Regions from separate parts of the Homo sapiens genome. Here region 1 is linked to region 2. A link is a loop called in an ENCODE intact Hi-C map of the cell type or tissue named here. Cell type or tissue: thyroid gland. All regions are shown on one strand. Links, peaks and the distances in the headings refer to the core of each region. The heading gives the core; the rest is flanking DNA.

Region 1 (16,124 bases), core at 4,979-12,978, 88 kb after region 2:
CTGCCTCTCTGCACCCTGAATCACTAGAAACTATTACAATGAAGAAGGCAAGACTCAAATCTAAATAACAAGCCTGTGGCTGGGTGTGGTGGCTCACCCCTGTAATCCCAACACTTTGGGAGGCCAGGAGTTCGTGACCAGCCTGGGCAACATGGCGAAATTCTGTCTCTACCAAAAATACAAAAAATTAGCTGGGTGTGGTGTAATCCCAGCTACTCGGAAGGCTGAGGCAGGAGAATCACTCGAACCCGGGAGGTGGAGGTTGCAGTGAGCCAAGATCGTGCCACTGCACTCCAGCCTGGGCCATAGAACGAAACTTCGTCTCAAAATAAAAATAAAAAACAAGGAAACAATAAGCTTCACCTTGGACCACTGTGTCTTAACTGGAATTCCCACTTCACCCCTTTCTTTGTCTTGACAAATAATGGTGTTTAATTTTATGCCTTTGAGATGTCAATTTTTAAACTCGTTTCATCCAAGAGTCATCTTTTTGGAAGGACAGATTTAGGGTTGTCTGGCTAACAACTGCTTAGGGTGATGGAACAGAAAATGGAAAGATTAATGGTTTGAAATATAAAGAATCATATTTAACTTCTGTTTCTTTGATTCTGTGATTTTTTTTATACCTGTCTTGTTTGTCAACAAAAATAAAATAATGTAAGATGATGGGGCAGAGGAGGGACTGATGACAGCTGAGTTCTTCTGAGAATCTGTCTTTGGGCAGGTACGAGTTCAGAGAATGCCTCTCCCTGCATTTGTTGTATTTCAAGTACATGCAGCTGGAAGTGATCAATATACTAATGCGACATATTCTGGAATGGCATTTCCTGAACTCCTTCACTGATTAGTTTTAAGAAGCATTTCAAGCATAAATATTAAGCATGACTAAATTAGGTGAATGTAAAGGGGATAAAGGTTTATAGACGGATTAAATCATAGTTTCAAAAATCCTTTTCAGTAACTTGAATTTTTTTTTTTTTTCCAGAGACGGAGTCTTGCTCTGTTGCCCAGGCTGAAGTGCAGTGCTGTGACCTCGGCCCACTGCAACCTCTGCCTCCTGGGTTCAAGCGCTTCTCTTGCCTCAGCCTCCCGAGTAGCTGGGACTACAGGTGCCCACTGCCATGCCCAGCTAATTTTTGTATTTTAGTAGAGACGGGGTTTCACTGTGTTGTCCAGGCTGGTCTCCAACTCCTGAGCTCAGGCAATCCGACCGCCTCGGCCTCCCAAAGTGCTAGGATTACAGGCGCGAGCCACCGCGCTTGGCCAGTAACTTGAAATCTTAAAGTCAAGTTATGTTAAGTAATAGTTATGAAATGTCTGAGTTGTTTCTAAATAAGTTAAAATACTGAAACATTAATATCTGAATATAAATGTAAAGTATATGTATTCTGGCATCTTGTTTTTATATGGCATAAATTAAATACATGCGGGCCTTGTGAGTCTGTTAATAAACATGAAAAAAACTGTATTAGGGCACATGTTCCTAAAAATTAAGAAATGGTGCTCATGTACAAAGTGCTGATATAAAACAGTTTAAATTTGCTCACTCCCTAGTTTTCACTAGAAATTAAGGTTACCAAGAGTTAAAAAGTCTAATTAATGGATGACCATTAAAACTAGAAGGAAATAACTCTGTATGTGAGGGAAATAAGATACTTTCTAAATAGGAAGTTATAAAGAATGAGACTTTGTTAAGGGAAAAAGAAAGTAATTTTTTCTTTCTACAGTAGAGTGACGGTTCTTCCAAAACGAGAAAGAGAAACATTAGAGGACAAAACAGAATCGATCAGAAAATGGTAAAAGGTTTGTGGAAGATGAATCTTGTGAAAGGAATTTTATGTTTGATCGAGCTAAAATTAAAAGGAAATTATTTATAATGTCCAATTTTTTTCTAAACCTTTTTTTTCTAAAAATTGAGCATTAATATCAAAAGTACACTGATGGGTCAGGCATGGTGGCTAATGTCTGTAACCCCAGCACTTTGGGAGGCCAAGGAGGGCAGATCGCATATAGCCTAGGATGTGGAGAACAGCCTGGGCAACATGGCAAAACCTCATCTCTACCAAAAAAAGGATACAAAATTAGTCAGGCATGGTGGCATACACCTGCTGTCCCAGCTACTCAGAAGGCAGAGGTGGGACCCTGGGAGGTGGAAGGTACAGTGAGCCGAGATTGTGCCACTGCACTCCAGTGTAGGTGACAAAGTGAGACCCTGTCTCAAAAAAATAAATAAATAAAATAAAAAGATGCTAATGCAAAATAGAATTTGGTTCTCTCAACACGAGGTTATCAAGGTCATTTTAAGTCTTGTTATCTACAGTTAATTGCTTTGTTCTGATGCTTGTCTCAATGCTTTCTTGGAGTATTGATTTACTCTTAATGAGAAATAGTGAAAGGTTTTTCTTTCTTTCTAGATAATTGGCCTAGGAAATAAAGATTTTGTGTTTTATCAAGACAATTTCTTGCGCTTTGCATTTTCTTTTATTAGGCCTTTGATTACTTAAGAAATGTGAGTCTTCTCAATATTAAAAGAGCTAAATTTTTGCTGACAACTATGTAACTTACTGTATTTGCCTTCTGAAGTCTTTTTCTTATCACTGGTTAAATGAACAACTATTATTTCCACAATGACATGTGATACTATTTTAATTGTTTTAAACCTGTTGATATTTTTGACAAACTTCTCAAAATCAATTTTAGATCAAGTCTCTCTGACCTCAAATTCACTTTGAGGTTTCTCAGTTGGGCCCCCAGAAAACATCAAAGGATGAGTCTCTCACCGTGAAAAAGAGAAACATTACTCCAATTAGGCTTATCTGATCATCTGATATGCTGTCAGTCATAATTTTGGTTATCATGTTAACTTGTTGTATGCCACAGAAACAGCCAAATTTCCTTGTCAACTGAATCATTATTATAATGAACCCTCATCAGATCTCTAATCATGGTCGCTTTAAGTCCTGTTATCCACAGTTAATTTGCTTTATTCTGATGCTTTTCTCAATGCTTTTTGCAAGCAACTATAATCCTAAAATGTTGTGTTTTCAAGGAGATTCATGGAAAGGATGGAAAGGACTTTGACAAGAAGAGGTCTCTAATAACTTTAAGATCATACCATTGGACTGGCTAAACATTTCCAGAACTCTAATAAAGAAACTGATGGGCTTGTGAAACTACTGACCAAGATCAAGCAGAACAAAAATTAATTACATGAGACAGAATAAAATGATAAATAACAATTGTGGGTTTTATGGTTTTTAATTTGACATATTGCTGGTGTTTTATTTCTCAGATTAAAAAAAACACCTTTTTCCTTATATTAGCTTTCAGTAATTTGGTAAAGTTATACTCTTATGAACAAAAACGAAATATTTATGTTTTCTCCCTACCTAATATCTCCAGAATTCGGAAATTATTTGTGACTCTTCTTATCTTTGTGCTAATATAGTTATTTCCATTAAGTTCAATATGAGTCTGCTCTCATAACAGAATATAGTTGGAAATATCAGTTTGGCTTCCTAGCTTTGAGAGTCCTTTAAAAGTCCAATCTGAGATTTCTTATCCAAAGTTCCAGCAAAGCAAACTTTGTGATCAATCACTAGCATTACTGCAGTTGTGTAAATAATCAGGCCAAGTTTGACGAGACTAAGCTCATTTTGCAAAAAAATTCACCTCGCTTTATCTTTAGTAGAAATGAGGGTGACTGTAGAGAGAAAAACTATGTTTCAGAAGAAAAACTATAGTACACCTGTTATTAGATTGTAGCCCTGTTCGTTGTTTTTGAGTTTTTACTATTTGTAGGCTGGAACGGATCCAGAATTCTTCTACTTTCCTATTTGGAAACATCTGGCTACAACTCTCCAAATACACACAAGAACTGCTCTGTCCCAGAAGCCCTACAAGCTGGAGCTTGACAACTCCATGTATATTATGAGGGACAGGTCTCATACCTGATATGTGGGCCACAGAGAGTTCACCCAAACACCGGACGTTATAATCACAGGCAGTCAAACTGCAAACCAGGACAAGCTGACAACTTCATGCTGTGGACAGCTTTTCCCAAGACATCAGAACAAGATTCTTTATCATAATGAGGCTCTGACTCCTCTTGATTTTTCCTTGCTTATGCCTACCTTTTTCACTTGGCAGGATAATGCTACATTGCCGGAATTGCACAATCAGTAGCTTCTACAGAGACTTGATGAAAAAACGGATCTGTCATGCCAAACCTAGTCATGGGATGGTAGGTAACAGAAATGCCACCTTCTAGCCGAACAGGAAATAATCTGCACAGTTGCTAATGCTTCTTGTTGCACATGGATAAACCGAACAAACAGGCTGCTTGGCTAAAACAGGTAGATTCCCCATCTGGCTCATTATTTGATCTAAATGATTTCAGTTGGTTTGGTTCATGGGGACCCTGGCTAAGGGGCATACTCCAAACTCTTGGTATTATCATCCTCATAGTCATTAGCCACAACAGTAGTCTCCCTGGTGCACTGTATCCTCTCAAAAAAGTCTTAAATGTGCATATGCAGCCATCTGCTGAATGGTAAATGTTCTCTCTCTGGCTGGAATAATGGAAACTCCAAGAAATGCATGATAATGAGGACACCCATGAATGACGTGTTAAGATTTAAACCCCAAAATAATGATGACGGAGTAGTGCTGATGCCCTAAGTTTTGGTCACACTGTCTCCTAGGTGAGAGCATGACAAAAAGGGAGAAATTGTTAAATTAAATTTATAGGAGGTCATTGGTTTGAACTGAGCTCCTGCAATATGCCCAATAGACCAAACCAAAATGGTGTCACTCACGCTCAAGTTCCATACCACTAAGCCAAAATAAGATTTTTATCTGACCTTCAGAGAAATCAGGAGAGAGAGAGAATAGCCAAATCCCCAAACAGGCCAGTTGTAGCTGGCATGATAAGAAAGTCCCCTCTGCTTTAACCTTTATAAGAAAAGTAACTCTGAAACAACCAATCTGCTTTTTATTTTCTGTTTCTGCTTTCCTCAGTCCTTTTCTTTCTATAAAACCAACCTCCTCTGCTTGGCCCATCAGAACACTCAATTCTATTCAAGTGTTTCTCAATTCTGGAATCACAAGTAAAAGCCAATTCAGGTCTTTACATTGTTGTAATGTTGTCTTTTGACAATACCTTTCCAAACCCCAGATCCCATCCATTCCCAAGTCCTCTTGGAGTTTCCATTATATCCAGGGAATCTGTCCCACTGCCACCACCCTTATCTGCCTGCAAATACAAGGCAGCTTAAGAATTCCATTCTTGCCATTCCAAGGCTTTCTCCCACTGCAGCCAGGGCAATCTCATCAATTTTTCAAAGCACAAATCTCGTATCCTCTCAATCAGTTTCTCTCTCTCTCTCTCTCTCCAAACACTTAATGGCTATTTAGCTTGAGACTGAGTTTAAGTGTTCTTAAACTCAAGGCTGTGACAGGCCCTACAAAATCCATCTCACCCCCTCTCCCACCTCTGCCTCAGGTCTCTGCCCACTGTTTTCTCACCTAGACAGTATCCTCTCCCTCCCCAAGGGCCCACCTCACATTTCACCTACTTTACTCTGACTTACCCTTCAGATCCTAGCTCTGATCTTTCATAGTATTTACTAGTCTGTAATTACAGGGCAAGGGCTGGGGGCAGAGGAATTCTGCCTTTTTCAGTCAGGGTTCCAGCAGAGAATGAGGCCTAATACCCTAGGGCATGCATTAGATGTACTGAATGAACTTCTCTCCCAAGCATCCAGAAAGCATCAGCTGTGTCACACTCCTGGAAGAGCTGAAGAGCTGAACAAATAGTCACAGAGTTCTGTGTTGTATGGTTCAGATGGGGAACCCAGGTTTGAAAAGCTTTGTGCCAAATACTACTTGACACAGAGTAGGTGCTCAAAGGTTTGTTAAAATGAAACAGAAATGTAATCTTGCAATGAACCCAAGGCTGGCACGCTCTCGCTCACTCTGCTGCAGTCACACTAGATTCGTGCTGTTCCTTCAATACCTACCAGGTCCCCCTGCCTGGCATGCCTGTGCCCCAGGTTTATCTGCTTGGCCAACTGCTTCACCTTCTCAAGACTGGACGCAGATATCACCTTTCAATGAGGCCACCCCGGACACTCTCTTTAGCTCTGCAACCTGACCCCATGATCCCTGGAATTCCTGATGCCCCCTTATCCTCCTTCCTACAGCACTCATCACCTTCACACTTTCTTTTTTTTTTTTTTTTATACTTTAAGTTTTAGGGTACATGTGCACAACGTGCAGGTTAGTTACATTTGTATACATGTGCCATGTTGGTGTGCTGCACCCATTAACTCGTCATTTAACATTAGGTATATCTCCTAATGCTATCCCTTCCCCCTCCCCCCACCCACAACAGGCCCCCGTGTGTGATGTTCCCCTTCCTGTGTCCATGTGTTCTCATTGTTCACGCACTTTCTTTACATGCAACTCACTAACGGATAATGTTGACTGTCTATTGTGTATTTTCACCTACTAGCAATATAGGTTTCATGAGGATATCTGTAACCCAAGTGGCTAAAACAATGCCTGGCATGCAGCACATGTCTAATCAATGTTCATTAGATAAATGCATGAACGTGCTTCTTCTGAGTTACCACTCTCTCATAATTCGGAAGCACACAGGGACTGCCTGGTTCCAATTCTGTAGATTCTTTAGCTCAAATCCCCGCCAATGATTAGAATGCTTCCCTGTGTCCGGTTTCAAATTCCTGAGGCAGAACCAATTGACCCGGCTTGTCTTCCCAAAGCAGGCCACACGATAGAGGTCAATGGTAGCTACCCATGGATGAGCCATTTAGTGTAGAAGGGCCTCTTGGCACAACCGAAAAAGAGCAAAGCCATCTGAAGCTATTCAGTGTGGAAGCAAAAGCTCTCCCCAGATTGCAAGCGCACTGCTGTGTTACAGCAGAGGCCACACTGGGTATCAGTGGAAGCAGGGGCATCAGGAGCGAGTTGGATCAAGCTAGACGTTTAGCTGCCAATCCTAACCTTAGTGGGGGCTGCTGCCAGGACTGAGTGGTGTACCTCAATGTCTGGCTCACCCAGAAGAGGTGCATCACTCCCTCAGGAAACTTAACTGTCCATATGCAGCCATCTGCTGAATGGTAAATGTTCTCTCTCTGGTTGGAATGATGGAAACTCCAAGAAATGCATGATAATAAGAACACCCATGAATGACATGTTCCCATCTCATCCTCTCCATAAACAGATTTGTTGACAAGTGTAACCAGCAAACATTTAATAAAAAAATCAATGTAACTCTGCAGGCAAGCAGGCATTCTTTAGAACTCCTCACCGCACCCCGTTCCCTGCTGCAGATTTTATAATGACCTGAAAGGCAGAGTGGCTGACACAAGCTGGATAGTTCTGGCTCAGGAAGATGTCTCATGAAGCTGCAGTCACCTGAGGCCTGACTGGGGCTGGAAGAGCTGCTTCCCTTCCCTGTGGGCTGCTGGCCAGAGCCACAGACCCTCACCTGTGACCTCGCCTCACCACAGGACAGCTGGTCTCCCCCCAGAGCAGGGGATCCAAGAGAGACAGGCTGGCGGAAGCTACAACATCTTGTATGACTTCTGCTGTATTCTACTGGTCATAGGACCAGCCCTGATCCAGAGAGGGAGGGGATGACACCTGAGTGTGAATACCAGGAGGCGGGGATCCCCGGACCATCCTGGAGAAGACATACCACAGTCTGCTCATGTAGACAAAGACCTATTTTTTAAGGGCCCAGAGCTAACAAAAGGTTTTTACATCTTAAAGGGCTTTCCTTAAAAAGGAAAATAAAGCAGCATATGTGACAGAGACCACAGGTGGCCTGCAAAGCTTAAAATATTTACTATATGGTCTTTATAGAAAAAGTCTGATGACCTCCGATGTACACTGTACTTTACAGATGATTTAAGGGATCTTTCAAGGCTAATTCTTCCTCTGTGCCATGTTCTCTTTATGCTCGGACTTTAGAATCTATCTCCCAAGTGAGCAACTCTATTGAAACAGGTGCTCAGCGAACTGTAGCTCTGAATATTATAGTGGCAAGCACTAAGAAATGAACAGCTCATCATAACCTGAACAGAAAGATAATAATCAACAGTTCCTTGTCCATAAGTAGGTGTCTGATAAATACAAACTCAGTGAATGAATGACTAAATGGATACGAAATACTACAAAGACGCATCTTGAAAGTATGGAGCTATCATGACAATAAAAATATCTTTAACCAACGATTTACAATATAAACACAACAACATGTGAAGGTGCTATAATAACATTAACAGCTGAAATTTATCGAGGGCTAACTCTATGCCAAGTATTGTCAAGCATTCTCGTATTCACGCCTCATATGCTAAGGCAGGTGTAATTAGTTGCCTTCATTTTACAGATGAGCAAATTGAGGCTGACGGAAATTAAGTAATTTCCCCTGGATTACACTGATACATAAGTAGCGGGGCTATTTTCTCTTAGCAAACTACATAAAAAAATAAAGAGCAACTCTGCATCCTGAATGTCATGCCTGAGATGAGCTTGCTGAAAGCGCAGCAGAGACAGCAGCCCTCTGCTGGCCCAGGCTTCTCCTCCATCCCTTCTCGCTCCCTCCCTTCCTCACACTCAGCTGGCTGGGATCCCAACCCAGGGACTCCAAGAAGGGCCCAGCTCCGGGCTCCCTATGTAAGCAAGGTCACAGAGACTTGAAATGGGTGATTGAACCTAATTACTCACTGCTCTGCTCCCTCTATCCAAAGAGAGCTTGAAAACATTTTCACTGAGGTCTTTGCTGAGATTGCAGACTCAGCACAGGACCTGCCTCCTGCTTTCCTAAATGAGCGAAGTGGCTTGCAGCGGCTCTAGCTCTGGGGCCAACAAGGTTTTGACGCTTGAATTAGGAGAGGGCAGAGAGAAGGCTGCAGCTCTTGCAGCAAAATGCAGGGCTGTCAGGTATACACCCAGGACACACTGCAGCCACTGCAACAGAACAGAACTGAGCTCTAGGCCACGGGTTTCCTAGGCGGACATAAAGAGATCTCACTCTCCCTGAATGGCCTTGGAGATGGCTCAAAGTGTCCACTCTTCCCAGATTCTTGCACCTGAGGGTACAGGACTTGCTCAAGACTATACAGCCAGTGTCAGAGACAAAGTTCACTGATGCTAATTCAAATTTTCCCACATTTTGGATTCTGCTCTTGGAAAGCTTGAAGTCCAGTTGGTTGAAAAGACAGTTGATGATGACAAGTTCTGGAGGGAAGAGGACCTGGGCAGAGGGAACCTGGACTAGAGGCTGAGTGTACCTGTGTCAGGGCCAGAAAGAGAGGGGCCAGGATAAAGGCAGACAGAGGAAGTCAGAGGCCTGGAACAAAGTGGGGCGTGAAGGGGAACATGTGTGACTATCTGGACAGGAGAGTCAGCTGACCAAGGACAAGGGCAAAGACTGTCAAAGGGCACTGAGGGACCAGCTGAGAGCAGAGACATGAATCTGTGTCAATAACACACCACTGTGACCTCAAAGGGATTCTCATAAATACAGCTGTCCAATCCCCGCACAGTAAACATGCAAGCCACAACAAGATGATCACCTCCCTCAGTCCACCCTGATTATGAGATAATCATCATCCACAAAAATATTATTCCCATGCCTAACAAGCAAAGGGAGGAGGGGCCCTCTAGTCTGCCCTTGTAAACAGACACTTGCAGGAAGGGAAAATAGGGAAGAAAGGGGCTTTGACGTCAGAGACCAGTTTAGGTCCCAATTCTGCCACTTACTAGCTGCATGATCTTGAGCAAGTTACTGGATGCTCAGTGACCTGGTTTTCTCATCTGTAAAATCACAATCATACTACCTACCCCAAAGAACTCTTGTGATGATTGAAAGCAACATGCTTAGCTCACAGACAGCTGTGACAAATTGTTTGCAGTAATGGCCAAACGATTCCCTGCTCCTCATACCCACAGCTTGGCAAGATGACTTTGCACTCTCCTGTTAGAAGGGCGGGTAGAAGGAGGGGGCAGGTCTCTCTCTCCCTTCCCCTTGAATCTGGGCTGGCCTGTGGCCTGCTTTAGCCAATGAAATAAAGTAGAGGTAACTGTGCGGCTTCTGACCTGGGGCCTCAGGGCTGCCCCCCTTCCCCGACCAGGTGAGCAACCCCACTACGGGAGGGACCCTGGGCTAGCCTGCTGGAGGCCCAGGGATAAGCCCTCCCAGCAGCTGATTGTAGACACTTGAGGAACCCTAGGCAAGACCAGGAGCCCAGCAGCCCAGCCTGAACTGCCAGCTGCAGAAGTGTAAACTAGGTGCCCAGTTGTTATTTAAGCTCCCTAAATAGCGGGGTGATTTGTCAGCAAGGACTGTAAATACTCAATGCACCACAGCTGATAATCAGGACTTCTCTCTCGTCCGGCAATTCTCCTGGTCTTGAGCGATGTTTCCATCTCTACCAGGTCATTCCCATCAGCATTCAACCTTGCCATTATTTCACCCTTTATGAAAAAACTTTCCCTTGACCGCAATACCCTTAACAACTACCACCTTGTGTCTTCACTCCCGCTTTCAGCAAAACTCCAAGAACGCCCATGCTCCCTGTGGCCAATTCTCCTCTGCTCATTCTTTGACACTTTCACACCCAACACTCCACTGACACTTTTTTTTTTTTTTTTTTTTCTGAGGTGCAGTTTTGCTCTTGTTGCCCAGGCTGGAGTGCAATGGCGTGATCTTGGCTCACTGCAACCTCTGCTTCCCAGGTTCAAGTGATTCTCCTGCCTCAGCCTCCTGAATAGCAGGGATTACAGGCATGTGCCACCATGCCTGGCTAATTTTGTATTTTTACTAAAGACAGGGTTTCTCCATGTTGGTCAAGCTGGTCTCAAACTCCCGACCTTAGGTGATCCGCCCGCCTCGGCCTCCCAAAGTGCTGGGATTACAGGCATGAGGCACTGCGCCTGGCCCCACTGACACCTCTTGTCAAGGTCTCCAGTGACCACTATGTTACTGAATGCCAAGGCCAAGTCTTGGTCCTCAAGGGATTTGACCCAGTCAGCATCATGTGTCACCGAAGCCCCCTCTCTGCCTCCTCCTCAGGAACACTTTCTGCAGTTGGCTTCTGAACACCAGTCTCCTGCTTTCCCCCTACCTTCCTGGAAGGTCTTTCGAGGTTTCTGCTGGTGCTCCCTCATCTCCTCCACCTCCTAATGCTGGAGTGCTCTGGGGCTCAGGCTTTGGCCCCTGCTCTTCTCTGACTTACTTGCTGGTATCTCACCCAGTCTCATAGCTTTAAACACCATCTTTATGTCAACAACTCTCAAAAAAGCCTACACTTCTTTTCTGAACTCCAGATTTTTATACTCCAGATTTTAATGGCCTAATGGCCACCTCCTTGTAGCTCTCTGACAGGCACCTCAAACTCACTCTGTACCCACACAGCCCCAATCATCCCCCACAATCTGTGCCACTGAAGCTCTCCTGCTTCGAAAGTCAACCTTCCGATGCTCAGGAGAAAACCACTGGGGTCGTCCTAGACTACTCTTTCTCTCTTTCACCCCATACTCAACCCCTCAGTAAATCCCACTGGCTCTCCCTTCCAAGTCCTTACAGTCATCTCAAGGCCTGGCTTCATCTGCCATGGGTCTCCAGCCTCCGCCCTAGTCACACATTCCCAGGTCAGGGCCTCTGCGCCACCTCTTCCTTTTCCGGAGCGCGCCTGCCCAGACATCTGCAACACACAGGATTCTGCTCCTTATTTCTGATCACTCTCCCTTTCCATCACATGTAAAACTAACAACCCTCTTCCCCTGTCCATCCTGTCCCCTTCCCTGGCTCCTCTATATGATACCTGTCATCCAAAAGCCTACATATTATACTTGTTCATATGTAAACTAAAAACTCCAGAGGGCAGAGATGTCTTATTTTCCTCATTAGGTATCCCCCGTGCCTGGAACAGTGGAGACACAGGACCTGTTCAATAAACATTTGTTGGATGAATGAACATCCAATCAATAAATGAACAAATATAGAAACAATAGAATTTTTTTTAGTACAGTGTCCCATTTAATAGTAAAGGAAAAATGCTGAAAGCCTCTATAGTCAATCATGAGGTTCTACAAACCTTCCACTGTCTGTTTTCTCCTTATTACAGTGGTGAGAAGAAGAAGGAGGTCTCCATTTGCATAGATGGAGACCTGAATGTGTGTGTGCCGGAGAAGCCAGAAGGCTCGCTGAGCAACCCCAGTCAAACAGGAGGCTGCTTGTTCGTAGCCTGCAAGTGAAGAATGGTTTTCATATTTTTAAATGATTTCACTTTAAATCGTTTTATGGGTATCTACATAATAGTCTTACTTTTGCTTCTTGGGCCTGCAAAGCATAAAATATTCATGACTTGGCACTTTTAGAAGTTTACCAACCCCTGGAGGCAAACTTCTCGGTAGTCCACAAGGCCCCCTGAAACAGTTATCCAGGTATTTCAGCAAAAAGTGACATCTGAAATCAAGTGCCTTAGAAGCAATCAGTGAAAAGTGATTGGAAAAGTGATTAAAGTGGGCACTGGCCATGGCTATTATCTAAAATAATGGTGACACCCTCTATGCAGCTGGGAAAGAAATAGCCAAACACGGAAATGTATTTTACGCACGTTCCCAGGGTAAAGCATATCCGAAAACCAATGGCTACGGATAGATATTGTTCTAAATTTGGAGGTATCTGATGACAGAATGAAGTTTCCTTCCCTTTTCTTACCCACACCCAAAACTACACCCATACTTCTCATGAGAAAAATTCTGTCACACTTAGGGTTTCCCTTTCCAACATCTGATCTTTCACTTAAGAAAAAACCGATTTCCAGGACACTTTAGTTACATGTCAACTGCTCCCAAATGGAAGCTCCTAATATACACAGACCTTTCAGTGCCATGCCTGGCAAATAGGAAGCCACTGGCATTATTGTAATACTGTATCCCAATATGTTATTATTGTATCATTGTTACATATATTATTGCATCATATGTTATATATGATACAATACATAATGGATTGCATATACAATGTATTGAATATTCTGTAACATGTAAATATAAAATCATAACATATACAGTATGTTGTATGGTTTTATATTATTACATGCGTTATTATATCACTGTTATATTGCTATCCTAACTTAGGAGACACAAAGCCACACTCTAGCTGCAGGGCTTCAGACAAGTTACTTCACTTCTAGAAGCCTCAATTTCTTCATTGGCAAAATTAGGGAATAATTTGAGATTTTTACTCTTCTCTTCTAGCTCAAGATGTCTGTGATTCCAAAGTCATGTTAAATAATCTTTTGTTTACCTTTCTCTCCTACCCTGAACCAGTTTATGACTACATCCCAATATGGCCTCTAACCTCACTGATGAACCAATGGCCTTGTCCGTTCTATTCACTCCAACGCCCTGACGTTCTACACTAGTTGATTCAAACTACCCTCCCAGCAAACTGTTTAATGTATCTATTTTCCTAACAATTGAATTGATGCTCTTGTCATCCATATGCAGTTAGGGAAATGGTTAGCTCTCTACAGAAGCAGCGAAGAGGGATTGCTGGGTCATTAGTCACGCTGCCTAACAGTAAGCATTACATTAACAATGTTAACAACACTTCTGGGCTCACTCTGTCTCTTTCATGTGAAGAAACTCAAGTATTTAATAATCATTGCTCTCTGGAAGGCAGAAGACAAAAAGTTGTGATGGTAATTGGGTACGCTTAAATAAAGCCTCATGTCTCCTTTCTATGAAACTCAGCACTTGAATGAGATTGAGTCAAGCCCAAAGCAAATGACTGTGGGAAATTAAATTTTATAACAAAATGGATTCTTAACACCGATAATGGCTTTTGAACTTCCCATACCCTTTCTCTGAGTCCCGTGCCATCAGATAATTCATCAAAATGGTGTTTGTAAGTGTAGTTTAAGTTTTACAAGAGGAACGATTTCAAAATAATATTCAGTGCTGATGTGCTTGAGAGTAACTGGTAAATTTATACATCACTCATGAAAATGCATCACTTTTGGAAAACAACAAGGCAAGATCCTTAAAGCTATTTCTATGTTCCTGGCTTGGGAACTTTACACTGGGAACTTATCCTAAGGACATCATCCAACAGAATCACAAAACTATATTAATGAAGCTACTTACTGCTGCCTGACCTGTAAAAAGTGGAAATAATTTCGATATTCAACAGCAGGTGAATGATTTCATAAGTTATGGAACAGTAACATGATGGAATGTCATAGTCATAGCAGTTATTAAGACCACATAGAAGCATAAAATTAAAAGAAAAAAAAGCAAAATTATTTGCATACGATGACAATTCTATGAAAAATATGCATCGTGCAGCCGCTCTGAAAAAGAATAATGGCACTGACTAACACTTTTGCCGCCTCACTATGTTTTAGGTCATTCACTCATTCATTCATTTTAAGACAGGGTCTCAGTTCACCCAGGCTGAAGTGCGGGGAGGATCACCTGAGCCCAGGAGGCAGAGGCTGCAGTGAGTCATCACCATGCCACTGCATGCGTGCCACCACGCCCAGTTAATTTTATTTTTTAAAATTTTTTGTAGACAGGGTCTCACTGTGTGGTCCAGGCTGGTCTTGAACTCCTGAGCTCAAGTGATCCTCCTACCTCAGCCTTCCAAAGTGCAGGGATTATAGGTGTGAGCCATCATGCCCGGTCATTTATGTCTTTTAGGCTTAGCCACTCAACATGCATTTTCTTGTTTGCATTTTGTCCGTTTGTTCCAATGTTTTTCTTTAATAATGTAACATCATTTCAACCAAAATTAAATGTAACTTCTCTGTATGTGGCCTAAAAGCAATAACAATAATAAACTGACTGGATACTGACTGCACGCCAGGCACTGTCCTAAGCACTTTGCATGGACAGACTCCTTCATCCTCACAACATCCTATGAAGTGGGCCCTATTTGCAGATGAGGAAATTGAGGCCCAGAAATTAAGTAACTTGCTGAAGGACAGCCAACTAGAAAGTGGGAGAACAAAGACTCCACCCTGGCACCTGGGCTCCAGAGTTCTAAAGAAATTTTCAAAGAAATTCAACACCATAAAAAGCACTCCTATGATCCCTCAGCTCAGCCAAACCGATGCTGTCTAAGCAGGTACTGAATGCTCCAGGAGCTAGCACATATGAAAGGCAGTGACCACTGCTGATGGTCATTGATGCACAGCCTGCAAAGGGTCCTTCAAGACCATCAGGCATGCGATACCTTAAGCTGAGAGACAGAAACAGGTGGAGAATTACCCAAACTCACACAGCCATTGGGATTGGGATGAAGCCAGGCAGATAATCCATGTCCATGGATCTGGTAAATCCAGGGTTCTCTTTACTATGCAATGCATAACAAGAATCACTAATATTCATTAAATGCTCACTGTATGCTAAGGGCTATAACCCCTTTATGTGAATTATCTCATTTAGTGCTCACGGTAGTCCTTCAAAGTACGCATTATTATTAATCTCATTTAGAGATCAAGACACAGGCCTGGAAATGTGAAGTAATTTGTCTTGTCTTACTTATTAGCTAGAAGGCACTGAGCCGGTGGTTATTGCAGCACCCAGCCCTTGTGCATTCTGGATCAATATTAATTAGCTGGCACACGGGCATCCAGCTGCCCCAGATGCTACTTTGCTATCTAGTGTGCAGAGGCAAGTCTAAACACCTTTGCTGGCTGGAATCCAAACATTTCTAAATTTGCCCCTATGGCAGAGCAACCACTGGCATTCAAAACTGAGGCAAATCCTTAACTCACCCCCTGCCACCCCCAGCCCCACCTGGGCCTGCCAATCTGCTTCCAGCACAGCAAATCCCACAATCTGCCAAGGTCTGTGGGCTGAAGCTTTTTATACTCAGCTCTTCTACTAAGGGTGTTAATTTCATTCGCTCACACCCACACTGTGTACAAACATGCAAATCATTAACATTTCCATTTACCAGGCTGGTATGGCCTGGAGCTGCTGGGATTTTTGAAGGAGATAACAATTCAATTTGCAATTACTGCTGCAATTTTTAATTCCCAAGGAAACTTCTGTCAGTGCTGTACTCCCGAGAGCCA
Region 2 (16,124 bases), core at 4,249-12,248:
GCATGGTGGCACATGCCTGTAGTCCCAGCTACTTGGGAAGCTGAGGCGGGAGAATCGCTTGAGCCCGGGAGGCGGAAGTTGCAGTGAGCCGAGATCGCGCCACTGCACTCTAGCCTGGGCGACAGAGTGAGACTCCGTCTCAAAAAAAAAAAAAAAAAAAAAAAAGTTATAAGACATTAAAGAGCTGTAATGACTAAATGCAATGAACAGCTCCTGATCTTGGCTGCAAAAAATTAAGATATACAAGACATTCTTGTTAGCAACATCACATGCACACATATGTCTAGAAATGTCCCTGATAACAAGTTTGTAAGTGGAGGGGGTGTCTTTTACACTCCCTATCAACTTGAAAGAGGCCAAGACCAAGGGAGGTTGGCCTGGGATTTGAAAAAGAAAAGACAAGGCTATCGTGGGTAATTTGTAAGGTAGATAATATAGGTGCAAACAATCAAGAAGTAATGGCAAACTACATGTGAAGGCCTTTGCAGGGTGGGGTTATTAGTGATTTTTCTTGCTTTCTTGCAGTTTTCTATGCTTTTCAACAGTTTCTATCCTGAGCTTGTATTATTTGAGAATCAGAAAAAAAGGAAGAGGGCCAGGTACAGTGGCTCATGCCTGTAAGCCCAGCACTTTGGGAGGCTGATGTGGGAGGATCGCTTGAAGCCAGGAGTTAGTGACCATCCTAGGCAACATAGCGAGACCTCGTCTCTACAAAAAACTAAAACAATCAGCTGGGCGTGGTACTGCATGCCTGTAGTCCCAGCTATCTGGGAGGCTGAGGTGGGAGGATCGCTTGAGCCCGGGAGTTCAAGGTTATAGTGAGCTGCAATTGTGCCACTGCACTCCAGTCTGGGTAACAGATCAATACCCTGTCTCTAAAAAACAAAAAAAGGAAATAAGGAAAGAAGGAAGAGTTTCAACTTGAAATACCCTCAGGCCTAGGGGCTAGCTGGGAGAGGCTGCTCAGGCAGGCCTCATGAGTGGGCGCACTGCTCTCGGGGGACCCAGCTCCTCTGGGTCCACTTCCTACCTCTCACTGCCGTCTCTGCTGTCCTTCCCAGGGACGCCGCTGACCGCTGAGGGATCTCTGGGATGTCCGTCTTTCCCAGCCGGTGGCTCCTGGAAAGAGGAGTGGGTGCTGAGTTCTGGACAGGGGCCCTCTGCGGGGCTGCTCTGTCTTCCCAGCATTCCTGCCTGCAAGTGGCTGTGGAGTGCAAGTTCCTATGGAGCAATCTCAGATGTGAACAAATTAAAGATGAATGCCGTTAATCACAGGAAACACAAGCCCTCAAGACTAGCATGTGGCCTTTGGAGAAAGTGAAAGGTGCCACTATTTGTCTCATCTGTAAGCTGCCAACCTAGGCAAAGCCACCTCAACTACCTCCTCAAAGAAGACTGTCATAGCCACTCCCCCCGAGCACAGCCAGGGACTGGGCTCTAGGCTGTGCCCACTTCTCCTCATTTGACTTCGTCAGTGAGCTAACACCATCGTCCCCACTCCATGCATAGAAACAGAGGCCAGAAGTCAAGGACCCTGCTCAAGACCACACAGCTCATAAACAGCAGAGCTTGGATTTGAACCCAGGGCTATCTACCTGCAAAGCCTGTGCCCTTAACCACTGGGCCCTGCTGTCGTGAACCAAACTCTGCTGATTTAAAGAAGTCCTCAGGGCTGCAGTGCTCAACCGGGTTCAGTCCCCAAAGGGCCAGCTCTCAGGCCCTGGGGTGCCAGTCCCCTCTTCCTCCGGCAGACTTGCTTCCTCCTGGGTCCCTGGGCTGGCCCTACTCAGTGACAACATGGCCCGCCAACATCCCTGGTCTGCTGCTGAGCCTGATGGAGAACTGGGGCAGGACAAATACAGAAAGAGTGCTTCAAGGCAAGGAGCCAGTGAGCCCTGGAAGTGTCACAGTGGAGGGAGAGAGCCATGCGAAGCTGGCCTCTACCTGCACGTGGACTTCACCATGGGGAGGCTGAGCCGGGGGGTGCCAGATGCACATGTCAGCAGAGGAGACAGCTCCCATGGACTGGGTCAAATCCCACTGGAGTGGACACTCTTCAATGTTCTATAACCTGCTAATGTCTGAAACAGGGCTGGCTCTGGGTGGGCCTCTGAACCCCTGTGGGGACCCTGCTGAGAGAACCACCTGAACGGGTGTGACCAAGCTCTTCACGGGTGGGGGCCCGCCCTGGGGTGGATCACTGGGAGTCTTCCAGCCCTCATGGGCCTCCCTTCAAGGAACCTGTCCCACCTGGGCTCATGGGGGGAGCAATTTCTGAAGCTTTTGAACTTGCTCATGTTTGGCTGAAGCAAAATGTGGAAAGTGGATTGCTCAATAGAACTGCTGTACCGCGATGGTCGGGAGCTGGGGCAGCAGCATCACGAGGGTGCTGACGTCGGGTACCTTGTGGCTCCCTCAGGAGGGGGTGTGCATAGTCATGGCAGGGGCTATGGGCCAGACTCACCCGCTTCCTCAGAAGCAGTCAGTGTTGGAGCAATGGGACATGCTGGGGAGGGAGATGAAGGTCTGAAAGGCCCTATGGGAAGAAGAGTCCCTCCCTCTGCATGAGGGACAGAAGATGAAGCCAACACCAGAAGATAAGGGAGGAAGGAACCCCACAGAGAGCACTAGATACACAGCCGGGGCCCGTGCCACGCTGGTCCCAGAGATTTCTAGATGACCCATCTGGCCAGGCTCTGAGGAGTGCCACACGCACTGAAGCAGGAGCAAAGGGCAGACCTCCACCTGGAAGCCACGTCCTCTCCAAAGGGCCGAGCTGGCTCCCAGCAGCCTGCAGGAGCCCAGTCTGCTGGTGACTAGGAGGGGGCTCAGCCCAACAGAAGCAGGTGCGGGGGAAGCGGCCTCGGGAGGGCAGAGCCCAAGCCCCACCAGGCCAGGCCACATGCAGGAGGCCGCCCGAGGTTACTTACTCCTCGAGAGGGAGCCAGCTCCTCGCTGCTCTGGCCAGAGGAATACAGATTGACATATTCACCCTCACCAGCTTCCTCACTGGCGTTTTCACTCTGGGGGAGACAGGACGAGAGGAAAGACACATGGGCCAGGCCCTCCAGCCGGCCCTCACAGCTGGCCAGGGGATGCCACAGCCTGCACTCTGGTCTTCCCAGGTGCAGAGAGCAAAGCTGCTTTTGCCACCTCTTGCCTCTGTGCTAGAGGGGATCCAAGTCTCCTGCTGCTGCCCCTCCAATGGTGTCTGGGGCTAAATCATCCTGGAGAGATGGCCCCACTGTAGTGGAGACAGCAGGGGTCCCCAGTGTGGCGGGAAACGATTATGGAGGGAGAGAAGCAACACATCAAGACAATCCCACATACTGGGGAGTGGGGTCCGCTGCCTGCACTTCCTCTGCCCCATGTACTTGTCTGCTCCAATCTGCAAGGCAGCATTTCTCTGAGTTGGACGAAGCGCTACAGGCACTTTAACAGGCTAGAGACCAGGCTTCTGTCATCGGCACCACATGCAACCGAACAGACACTTGTCCTGAATCTGTCACCTCCACACTTGCGAAGGGCTTTGTACCTTTCCCTAAAAACAGACAAGTAAATGGAAAGCTAGTAGCATTTTGTATCTTATGCGTCTGATAAGTTCCTCTCTAAATGGCCACTAATCCATTTGTGGAAAATCAGATTCCTAGTTTGATAGAACTTTGTATAGAAGAGTCAGTTCTGTTCTGGAAACACATGGGCTCCCATTGCACCTTGTGACCCTCAGTAGCTGTCAGCTCAGCCATGCTGCCAGCAGGTGTGCGCTGGCAGCCCCCAACTGCTAGTAAAGGGGAGGCAGTGTCTTTCAGGAACGTGAAACCGCTTTTTAAAAAACGTGCAGCCCCATGTGCAGGGGTGTGTGTGTGTGTGTGTGTGTGTGTGTGCACGCTGAGTTCTCACCGAGTCAGTGAAAGAGGTTTCGGAAGGAAGGCAGACAGTATTCCCATGAAAGCTGCTCTCCTGAGAAGCCGAGAGAGGCCCGTCCACGGTGCTGGGAGGTGGACCGGCCATGGTTGGCACGGCTAAGTCAGAGCTCTGAGACTGGTGGGCAGGTGGGAAATGTGGAGAGGAAGAGGAGGTAGGCGGAAGGAAAGGCGGAACGGAAGCTTGGTGGTGAGGCACGAAATCCTGGGAGTAGGACCTAAACACAGACTTATACTACAGAATCCAGGTGGAGAACAAACAAAAACGAGAATACAAGAAGAAAAGAGAAAAAGTAATTAGATTGGCAGTAGCTGAGCAGTGACAGGCCGTTCACAATAACTTAGTCTAACGGGCCACCAATCACGCCAAGCAACCCCCAGTCCTCAGGCCACTGTGATACCCACACCCAGCACCTCCTCCCTTGAGAAGGGCCCTGAGACTGGAGAGTGAACAGCGCTGTCCTCAGGGCTATCTAAACAGCATGACACAGAGAACGGCTCAAGTGGCCACATGCTCTGCTGGGACAGAAAATAAAACCTGCGTGGCCCATCGCTGTCTTGTCTGCTCAGGAACTTCGTGGCCAAATTCAATGTCATTGTAATTACTCATTTTGAATTTCTGGATGAATCTCTCAGGTTTTATTCCTTAAGAGTCAAACACTGCAACTTTTAAACATTGAAATCCACCTTGAATGCTTTTGGAAAGGAGCGGCACAAACCTTAAGCGTGGCTGGCAAGCTGCACTATGGAAATGCTAACGATGTCTGAGTCCATTTCTCTTCCTACCCCATTTTTTTCTTTCTTTCTTTCTTTTTTTTTTTTTTTAACAAATGAAGTAGGCTGGGCATGGTGGCTCACACCTGCAGTCTCAGCTCTTTGGGAGGCCAAGGCAGGTGGATTGCTTGAGCCCAGGAGTTTGAGGCCAGCCTGGGCAACATGGCAAAACCCCATCTCTACAAAAAATACAAAAATGAGCTGGGGGTGGTGGTGAGTGCCTGCAGTTTTAGCTGCTCTGGAGGCTGAGATGGGAGGATCACTTGAGCCCAGAAGGCAGAGGTTGCAGTGAGGCAAGATCAAGTCACTGTACTCCAGGCTGGGTGACAAAGCAAGGTCCTGTCTCAAATAAAAACAAATGTGATCTTACAACAGCTTTGATGCCACCTTGTAGCCACAAGGCTATACTCCCCCAGATGCTCATCAGAGAGGAAAGACACTGTGTTGAGAAGTGACAGCAAATCCCATGGCTTCTGGGGTCCAGTGAGCACCCCCGGCTGGGGCTCTGCTGCTGAAGGAGGGACAGAGGTGTTCCAGGACCTGGTCAGCAGCCACCACGTGGAGAGAATCTAATGATGTGATGTCATCGTGTCCTACAAAGGCCTGCCATCATGCTGCTACCATCATGGGGAGCTGGGAGAGCGCTGTGGGGGTGGCCACGTCCAAAGTCCTTGCAGATATGGGTGAATGAATGAGTCACAAAATTAAACAAAACAAAGACCTTGCCGGGCTCACTGGCCCACTACAGAGGCAGGGACGTGAGGAAAGTCAAGCCCAGTGCAAATGTGCGTGCCACTCGCTCAAACATTCTCTGTGTTTGCTGTGGCTGGGGATTTTCAGAACCCATGGAAAAGAGGAAGAAGAGGAAGAAAAATGAAGTTTTAAACTAACAAGAGGTCAAAGCCACTCATCCTTAAGTAGTTTTTTGTTTTCTCTTTTGAGACAGGGTCTCACTCTGTCACCCAGGCTCACTGCAGCCTCGACCTCCTGGGCTTAAACAATCCTCCCACCTCGGGTTCCTGAGTAGCTGGGACCACAGGTGCATGTCACCACAACCGGCTCACTTTTTGATTTTTTTGTAGAAACGGGGTCTTTCTATGTTGCCCAGGCTGGTCTTGAACTCCTGAGCTCAAATGATCTGCCCGCCTCAGTCTCCCAAAGTGCTGGGATTACAGGGATCAGCCACCATTCCTGGCCCTTAAGCAGTCTGGCAAAGCTACCCTTTAACCTGTACAAAGAGCTACCGTAACTCGAGGGACAACGCAACCCTCTCGTTTCCACCTGTGTGTACAGCCGTGGCCCCTTCCCGGCTGCACTGACCAGAGTTTCAAGCTCCTCCCTCATCTCACTCCTGTGATCTCACACCAGATCCATGACATCTGCCCTAAGCACTCACTACCACTTACACATCTGCTTTCCCATCTAACCTACAAACTCAAGGCCAACCCTATGCCATGGTCAAATAAATCAGTGGAAGTGTCATACATGTGACCAGCACTGAACACTCAGGTACCTGTACAAGTGAAGTTCCCTTCATATCCTTCTTTCAGGAGCTCGGGGGGCAGACACCCTGCTTGGTACACCCTGGCTTGCCGCCCTCACCTACACCCTCACAGCAGGCTCCACGCAACACTTCAACGTTTCACAGCAATTACCCAGGATGGCGCTGCAGGCCTGGGAGCTCGCTCTGGGCCTTCCTGGGATGGCAGTGGGGTGAAGGGCTTGGCTTTCTGGGTTTTCCATCGATCTCTGGAGGATGCCTGCACACAGCAAGCCTCCCTTACTGGCTGGGAAAGTCCACAGAGAAGACAGCAAGCAGGATGCACTGGCTGAGGGGTGGGACGGCGTGCTGCTGGGGGGGCTGCCTTCAGGGAACCCTTGTATGACTGTTTCAGGGAGTGGCTCAATCTTTTGTAGCCCCAATTCTCAGATCTGCCAGATGTTCATTCCCAATGCCCAGACACTGCCACGAGATTTGCTAAACAGATCCCCCTCACCTTGCCTTGCTGCTGCCTAGTTTAAGGAGTCATGTTCCGCGCTGACTCCTTCTGGAGTCTTGAAATAGCCTCATCGGCGCCCCCGTGTAAAGTCACTTTGTGCTTCCACGTGCCCTGCAATAACTGAGCACCTGATTTACACATACACAAATGGCTTTTGTGTCATCACAAAATGTACCAAGTTGGAGAAGTGTCTTCCTAACCAATCATATAGTGTGTTTAGCCGGTTTTAATTCAACAAGGTGAGGGGCAGACTCCCACAGCATGGTGCCTCTTCCGGGAGACGGCACAGGGCAGCGGCTGACTGCAAGGTCTCCAGTTGCCCCTCATGGCATCTCCGCTTGTGTGCCCTAGTACAAGTGACTGAAGTTCTTGAGCCTCAGCTCAAGCTGTTCATCTTTAAAACGGGGATGAAAACAATAGCCCCTCCCCCATAAGGTTTCTGCGACGTTCCGCGAGACGCAGAGCGCTGCGTGCAAGTCCTCCGCATGGTGCTGGTGCGGACGACCTCTCGGCCAGCAGCAGCCGTCCTCTCCTGCCCTCCCAACAATCCAGGAACTGCCCTAAATAACAGTACTGGGGCATTCAGTAGGGGCCTAATACATATTTGCTGATACGTATTTTAGTAGGCACCTAATACATAGTCTAGGCACTGTATTAATTAAGGTGTCTAGAATATTACCTGACTCACAGAAGCGTCTCAGTTTTGAGTGTGGATGGGTAAGAGACGAACTTCACCCACTGCATGGGTTCAGGTCCAGACACTGGGGAGGGAGGCTCAGGGAAATGACCAGGGGTGTGGGCTGCCAAGGAGGGGGCAGCTAGCAAGGAGAAAGCAAGGAGAGTCGGCCTCTCTTGGACAAAGGGGCCTGGCCTGCTCTGCCTCTGCCTCTGCAGCTGTGAGCTCACGTTCTGGTATTCAAGCTATGCAGTCGTGCTGGGACAAGAGCCAAACTGGAAAGGTACCTTCACGGGGCAGGGAGACACAGGGAAAACCTTCTGATCACCATGAAGCCCTTGCTGTGCCCCTTGGGCTCTGCAGATGCCAGGAGCTGCATCAGGGCTCATGGTCACACCATTTACAACAGGCCCCCATCTCTACCGATTCCCCAGAGCAATACTTCCAGCCCCTTATGATCACGCTTACCCACAGGGGCAGAGAGAAAGGCAGGGCGGGCCATTCCACAGAAACGCCGCCTCATCACAGCCTGGAGTTTATTTTAGGATCTGGCTCGTGCCCGGGTTTGCTTCTGACGAGCTGCTGCTCTCTGTGCAGCAGGAACTTTTATTTATAGCCAGAATAAGACTGTTTGGGCTGAGGATTTTAGAACGGGAAGGGCTGCCTGTCTGAGACTTGCAAACTTCTGCACAAGATCTAGGGGTGCCAGTTAGGAGAGGGGTGCCTGGCCCCCAATGTCAGCCCTGGTCACATAGCCAGTCGAAACACAGCAGGGACTGCCTCATGAGGACGAGAACAACTATTCCTACCTCATGCTTCCTGCTAGGCAGATGTAAGTGTTGCACGGATCATCTCAATTAACGTACACACAGTGCCTTACTGTTCTTATTACTGATGAAAATACTGAGGCTGGGAGGGGAGACCACGTGCCTAATAACACAGCTGGCAAGAGGTGGCGTGGGTATGGCTGATATCACAATCAGTTCGTGTTTTCTGAAATACTGAGGTGTATCCTGGACGAGACAGGCCCTAACCATGCAATCCCACAGCTCTGCAGGGTACAGCCTCACCAAATCTGCAGAGTTCCTTAGCTGAGTGCTTTGTGACACCAGGCATGCAAAGCCCAGTGAGCTGAGACTTGATCCATAAGCCAGGATGGAGAGAGGGGTGCACTGGCCAGAGTGTGGCAGGACAGGCAGGGAAAAGGTGGAATCAGTAACCAGCTCCTTTGGAAACACACCCCTGAAAGCCACTGGGCCCCGGAGTCGAAACGATGCTGGAGGCTGATGACCTCATATGCGAGCGTGTGGCCAATTCATTAAAAGGCAAAGCTGCCTGAAGCTGGCCAGGCACCAGTTTTTTTTCTCACAAGTAAAATACTTAGAAAAGGCACTAGTTTTCGGTGACACCTTCTCTCTATTATAGTCCTGGCATGGAAAAAGGATTAGGGATGGGCTCTGTGTTGCCTTAGCAAGAAAGCAGGAAAGATCTTTTTCTTCCTTTCTTTTTTTGAGACAGGGTCTCGCTCTGTCACCCAGGTTGGAGTGCAGTGATGCGGTCTTGGCTCACTGTAGCCTCAACCTCCTGGGTTCAACTGATTCTCCTGCCTCAGCCTCTCAAATAGGGGGGAATATAGGCATGTGTCGCCAGGTACAACTGATTTTTTGGATTTTGTAGAGATAGCGTTTTGCTGTGTTGCTCAGGCTGGTCTTGAACTCCTGGGCTCAAGTGATCCTCCTACCTCAGCCTCCCAAAGTGCTGTGATTATAGGCGTGAGCCATCGTGCCCAGCAGGAAAGCAGATCTTTAAAGGAACAATTCTGAGTCCTCAATATAACAGCCACTCCACTTAATTCCTCTGCTGATCAGGAAGAGCGCGTGCCAGAGGAGGCTGTCTGCTCATCAGCGGCTGAGGGTTAGGGACACAGGCTGAGGAACCTTGATCAGAATGGTTGCTCCACAGTGACTTGAGCTCCAAGCCCTGGAGAATTGTCAGCTCCACCAGTTACAGCGAAATGTGGTCATGTAAATGAATGGATTCACTGGCATGGTGAAGTGTTTGGGAAGAGAAGTTGCCAGAAATTGGTCATTACTGCATAATCTTGGCTCAAGTAAGGCTTATGACTTCAGAGTTTTTGGATGCTACTTAGCAAAACAGATAAGCTATTGGACAGCTGGTTTTCGGGCTTAAATTTTTATCCCTCATTTGTGAGAAAACACATTCAGGGGAAGCTGCTTTTCTAGTGTGGTCTGGGCTTCCTTCCTCAGCGGAGAATCAATGGGAGCCACAGCTCAGCACTGGCGCTGGGCTCAGAGCACATATGTCCTTCAACTAGGGGACTGTGAGCCTCAAAGTGTGGGCCCTAATTTATCTATTCTGGAAGGAAATTGAGCTTTTCACTGATGATGACACCCACGTGATTGTCTGGGGAGAAAAGCTTATCTGATTTGATTCTTATAGAGATGGGGTATGACCACTCCCAGGACACCCTCCTGCCCCAGGAAAGGTGCTTGGTAACACTCCTTGTTACTCCATTTGGCAAACTATTAGGGATACCTCTGGCTTTGTCTTCTCTTTCCTTACGGTCCCAATTAACTACTGGTTTACACAGTAGGGTCTACCTTAGGCCCAGGGGCAACTCCTTTTCCTTGATGCCCTTGTGTTAATTTAAAACAATAACTATACCTTACATAATGTCAAAAGATGAGTTCCAAAGCCAAGTGGTAGGTTCTGAGGCCAATGCCACATGCACATGAACTGAGATCTGCCACTGACCGTTTTGTCTTTGATCCTGGTAAGAAGGCAGTCCTGTGGGCCACACTGTGTGAATGACAAGATGGCATTCTTCTCACCAAAGAAAGGCAACATTAGCATTATGTTGGGTCCAAAAAATATCTTCTCCCTTTTCAAATAAACTCCTTAGTGGAGCTTATTTTTAAAAACCACCTGAATATCCTAAGAAAAAAGGATGTAAAAGAACAAAAATGCGTTGCTTGGGAGAAGATGGGTGAATGCAAAAGTTCCTTATTAAGTTCCTTCTCATGTGATGTATTTTTGCAACTGGAATCACAATATCTCCACTGAAAATACTACGTTTTGGCCAATGGCTTCATGGCAAATTAACTCTTGCAAAACCTCCAATACATTCTAGGATGCTCTGTAATTCACTAAGTGTTGATCTGAATAACATCAACCCTTTATAGAAAGATTTAGTACAGACTGAAAAATGATTCAAATTCAGTTCTAGAAGTCTGACAACTATTTTTACTCAGTTTGCATTTCAACAGCCTGACAGGGGCTCTAATTTATACTTATTCTTAGAACTCTATTTAGAGCCTGTAGCTACACTTTGTAACATGTCAGAACATGAAGGAGAAATACACGCCTCTCAACGTCCAGCCTACACACTTTTCTTTTGACCCAGCCTTACGAGATCTCAAAATTTATTTGGCAATTAAGCAGTTCAAAAATGGGCAATTAAGCAGTTCAAAAATGTTAATCTAACGCTGTATTTTTCATGATAGGGTTCTGGATTCCAACCCTGGCTCTAGCTTAACTTGGAACAAATGGCTCAGCTTCTCTCTCCTGGCTTCTCCATCTCTAGAACTGCAGTGAACCATTTGATCACAGAATAGGAAGGAAGGCCCTCGATAGGGAAACAGTAGCCTGACGTGGAAGTAAAGGCGAGAGGCACTGGACGTGGAACTGGCCCTCAGGATGCGTGTCAGTGCACGACCTTTACAAGGAATGGGGATCCTGTGGGTACCAGCCTTCCAAGAAGGTTTGTGTCTATTTCCTATAACTTTATCTTAAAACTTCTCCTCTGTAATTTTCCCCACCACCCTGACTGAACTCCCACATGACAGTTTGCCTGTCATGGATGGAGTCAGAAGTACAACCACGGCCAGGTGCTACAGTGACACTACTGTGCCTGAAGCTGGTCAAGGGGCACCGATCAGCCAAAATGCCAGGCTGTAAACAATAAAGATTCTCAAAGTCTACAACCAGGGGTTGGAAACAGCTGCATCAGAGTGGTTGCTTTTGAAAGCCCCCAATGCGAGGCACTCTCAGCTCTGTTCCTGCTGTCAAGGCTGTGACCAGTCCTGCTGCTGAGATGGGCATACTCCCTACTGCCCACAGTAAGGCAAGGCAGGCTCGCTCCTGGGCTCAGGAGGTAACGCCGTCTCCTCCAGAGCTGGGCCTTTCTCTATAGGTGGCTCTACGTTATCCCGAGGGTCGCAGTGACCTGGAAGGGGCTCTGGTCTGCATGTACCTCCTTCCACAAGACCAGGTCAAGCTGAGTGGGATCTAATCCAGCCTTCACACTTCAGAGCAGCACTGGGTCTTTTAGGAAGAGTGGAAAAGCACAGGGGGAACGCACTGCAGGAGCCAAACTGTGTTTCAAGGGCTCTGCAGACAGGAACTACCTGGGAAACTCTTGAGTCAGACACAGCAGCCAGAGCCTCAGGTCAGTAGGGAAGGAAAATGAGGAAGAAAATGGATTCTTGGCCAGAGCCTGGGACCAATGCATCTGTTACATGGGAGCTAGAGGCTAGGCTGCACCAAAGCTGCCAGTTCACAGCCCATCCCCTCTCCTCAGGGGACATGCAATCCTGAGAAGACGAACCGGAACATGACACAGGAAAGCAGCAGCCTCCCCCACATGGCGACAGATCTGATGCTAATAGCTCCCTTTCCATGAAATGCTGGTTGTGCGTCACGTACTACATGTGTGCTTTTCATCCTTGTAACAACCTTGTGCTCCCACTGCACAGAGGAAAGCGGGGCCCAGGGCACTGGGGCAGGGCGGTGTGCTCAGGTTCATACAGCAAGTAAGGAGAAAACACGGTGGGGGAGAAGACAGGGTTGTGCAGGAAGGAGAAACTCGTATGTTGGGAAGGGATGAAGGGAAGGCAGTGGAGGTGTGCAGGGGACAGGTTCGTGGTAAGGTGGGGAGAAGCAGTGTGAGGGCCTCTGAAGAGCCAGGGAAGCTGGCCCTGGTTCTGCAGGGATGTGGCGACACTATAGTCTAGCTGCAGGGTTGAGAAGCAGGGAGGGCCTCTGACTGCAGAGGCAGGAAGGCCAGTCAGGAGCTGCAGTGCATCCAGGTGAGACATGGGGGTGGGGAGGAAGTGAGTGGCCACGGGCTGGAGAGAAGCGGACCCGCTCAAGGCTAATGCCCTGTGCAGTATCAGCAAGACATGGTGGGATTGGGACAAGAGGGGCAGGACAAGAGTGAATGGGCACTGCCTGCCTGTCTGCTATGTGCCAGGCATGGGGACTAATTTCTGACCTCAGGGAGCCCAGGGTCTGGTGAGGAGAGAAGCCTGCACTCAAACAGCTGGAGATCTGTGGAGACTCAACCTTGGACTTGTAGATTCTGCCTCAAAGGGTATGAACTTGTAGACTCTGCCCCTAAGGGTATGGACTGGTAGATGCTAACCCTAAGGGCACAGACTGGTAGACCACACCCTTGAGGGTATAGACTTGTAGACTACATTGTGCTGCTAAACCCCCAAGAATGGAGGACAGTCCAGGAGTCAACGGTGTGAAATAACCTGAAGCACCTACGTACTACGTGAGCTACGCCAGGCCAAGGAGGAACATGCACCAGTGGGAGGGAGAGGCCTCAAGGGGGCTTCACAACATGGGGACAGCGGCACAGTCCTTTTCCCCAAAGAGGAGCACTCCATGTGGACCGTGCAAAGGGAGGGTCAGACCAGTGTGTGCACCAACACCCCCCCCCAAGGAGGGGCTGCCTTGAGAAACCCCTCTCCCACCCCCGGCTACCGGGTTCTGCCCACAGATGCTCCCTGCTCTCTCTCTCAATGTGATCTAGCTCTGACCAGGACAAAAAGCCAATGAGACAAGATGGCATCAGGGAGGAACAAAGGACAAAGGTCAGGATGGCAGGAACTTATTTTTTCCAACAGGTGCCGAGAGCCCCATGGACTGTCTTCCACTTCCCTCCCATGGGCCATTCCGTTTTCCTCCTCCTCTCCTCCCTTCTTCTCTCCTTCTCTCTCTATCTCTCCCCTTTCCTGTTTGGCCTTTAGGCCCGTCAGTGTGCCCAGGGTTTCTGTGATGGCTCATCCTTGGGGATGGTTTGTGGCCAGGAGGTTGTGGGTAGGGAAGGAGAGAAAGAGTGAGTGAGTGAGAGGCAGATGAATGGGCAGAGTGAAGGAGCCTGCAACAGGTCCCGAGGGGCTGGGCCTGGCATTTCCCAGCGAGGGGACGCCATGGCATGGGGACTGAGCGTCTGCATGAAGCTCAAGCCTTCTGTTGAGAGCACATGTGCTGATGCACAGAAACCTGGGCCCATCTCAGAAAACGACTGTTTTGCCCAGAATGGGATGCCAGCTGCTCTGCAGACCCTTTTAAAAAAATTAAAGTCCTCAAGATGATACACACTTAACTCTCTTAGCCTGAAGTTTTTTTTTTTTTTTTAAACAGATGACAGTTATTACAGGCATTTCAATATAACTTCTACTCACAACTTGGGTCTGCTAGCAGTTTTAATTATCCAGATTCATTCTGGAAGCCAAGATGGTAAAGAAATATTTCAACAGATTTCTAGCACCCAAATAGACCTCTTAGTGAGAGTAAATACCCATAACTTTCAGTTAGCAAAGAAAGAACGTACAAGAAAGTAGTGTGCAGTATGGAGGAAGGTGTTTTTTCTTTTTTGAGACGGAGTCTTGCTCTGTTGCCCAGGCTGGAGCGCAGTGGCGCGATCTCCACTCACCGCAAGCTCCGCCTCCTGGGTTCACGCCATTCTCCTTCCTCAGCCTCCCAAGTAGCTGGGACTACAGGCGCCCGCCACCATGCCTGGCTAATTTTTTTTGTATTTTCAGTAGAGCCGGGGTTTCACCGTCTTAGCCGGGATGGTCTTGATTTCCTGACCTCGTGATCCGCCCACCTTGGCCTCCCAAAGTGCTGGGATTGCAGGCGTGAGCCACTGCACCCAGCCGGAGGAAGGTGTTTTTTCCAATGCCAACCCTGCAGCACCGGCAGGGCACAGGCAGCCCTAATGGTTACTGAGAGATTCTGCATCTCTCGGTCTGAAGCCTGTGCAGGGGACGGTTGGAGGGACTCCCTGGGACCAACTCGTGGGAGGTGCTGGTGAGAGAGAAGCCCAGCAAACAGTCGAGTCCAGGCCCGGCAGAGCCTGCGGATGGGGAGGACTGGCTTTTCCTGGAGTGGAGGTTCTGGGGAGACGGGAGGGCTGGCTGTCATCATTCCCCTCATTACCTTATTCTAAGTGTTTACATTTGAGATGACCTTCCCGAATGGATGCTGGGCTTCCTGGCCTCCATGCCTCTGGCAGGTCCTTCTGTTTGGAACATCTTGACTTGCTTTCCCTGTCCTTTAGCTCCTAAAAATCCCGACTGCCCTTCAAGTCACAGTTCAAGCTCCACCTCCAGCCCCCACGACCCTGTCCTTGCTCCGCCACCCACAAGGTTTCTATGCCTACAACTCTCATGTCATTCCTCACACGTGCTTTCATGTGGTGTGAACTTGTATGTTACATACAAGGTATCTTAAGACTCCCATATATTCCAGGGATAAAAACCATGACGTGGCCAGGCGCAGTGGCTCACGCCTGTAATCCCAGCACTTTGGGAGGCCGAGGTGGGCAGATCACCTGAGGTCAGGAGTTTGAGACCAGCCTGGCCAACGTGGTGAAACCCCATCTCTACTAAAAATACAAAAAATTAGCTGGGCGTTGTGGAGGGCGGCTGTAATCCCAGCTACTCCGGAGGCTGAGGCAGGAGAACGCTTGAACCTGGGAGGCGGAGGTTGCAGTGAGCCGAGATCGTGCCACTGAACTCCAGTCTGGGCAACAGAGCAAGACTCCATCTCAAAAACAAAAACAAAAAACCAAAAGCCATGACGCACTCAGACCCAAAATTAATTAATATGTGTGCAGATGTTCTTTGGTTCTGCGCAGGCTTCATGCCCGTCTTCCTCAGCCTGCTGACCCGTGGCCCTGCTTTGCTCGGGGCCATCCTCCTCAACTGCATGTCTTTTGCAACCCGGCCTGGAAAAGTTGATGTCCTGAGCTTGCTGAATTAAACCCATCCCTGGTATCAGGGAAGGAGTGAATGAGAATACTTCTCAGTATCCACCTCCATTTAAATTGTTCCACACAGGTTTAGTGCCCTACAAATTCCCTTGGCAAGAGGTTTTCAATGGTTAGAATCTTTTAGTGGAAATAATCGTCCACTGTGCCAAGAACCACGTGAGGTGTCTTCAGATTTGTCAACTGCTGTGTTTCCAAGGGGCACTCCTTCAGAGTTCCATGCTGGACAAACCATACAGGCCCAGGAGCAATGAATGAAGAAAGTCAGGAATAAAGGGCCGCTCTGATAGTAATCCAAAGCTCTATGTCTGGGGCTCATCTCAGAATTTAACCAAAGGATATATGAAGGACATGTTGGCACCGTACTGAATCCCTTCTCTGAGGTTCCGGCATACTGGGTGCTGAATGTCCCAAACCTGGCCATTACTAATGGTTCCTGAGGTATTCTCCTTTTAATGACATAAGGACCTTATAAGGTCCTTCCCTCAGGCTCCTTGGTGGGCTTTTTGCTAAGAATGCAGTGTTTTAGACACAAGATGTCTTAAGGCTCTTGTATGTCCCAGGGATAAAAACTATGACGTACTCATAACCAAACTTAATTAAAACGTCCTCGAATTTAATTTTGTAGCGAACAGTCCAGTTCATTCATAGTCCTCTAACCCTAACTG

The links. Peaks named below come from ENCODE experiments on the same cell type or tissue, not always from the same donor. Only the 100,000 strongest peaks of a DNase experiment are listed, where the experiment ranks them.
Region 1: it touches region 2 in a loop (2.7-fold over the local background); 4 of 110 quality-filtered maps call a loop at or near these places.

The regions. Positions count from the first base shown.
Region 1 is chr9:131,688,573-131,704,696 of GRCh38, forward strand. The region is part of intron 1 of RAPGEF1 (Rap guanine nucleotide exchange factor 1); the gene reads right to left. Among named protein-coding and RNA genes, the nearest start is that of RAPGEF1, 43 kb to the right of the region's middle. In thyroid gland, for the core only: a CTCF peak has its summit at 8,586 (motif pointing left); a DNase peak (open chromatin) is centred at 8,669; H3K27ac peaks cover 5,532 bases.
Region 2 is chr9:131,601,031-131,617,154 of GRCh38, forward strand. It overlaps RAPGEF1 (Rap guanine nucleotide exchange factor 1), which reads right to left. Exons shown (of 27, transcript NM_001377935.1): 13 at 3,901-4,158; 14 at 2,931-3,023; 15 at 1,031-1,119. Among named protein-coding and RNA genes, the nearest start is that of PRRT1B, 64 kb to the left of the region's middle. RefSeq lists enhancers at 4,759-5,259, 5,212-5,506. In thyroid gland, for the core only: no CTCF peak of the experiment used is centred there; DNase peaks (open chromatin) are centred at 7,611 and 7,911; H3K27ac peaks cover 3,546 bases.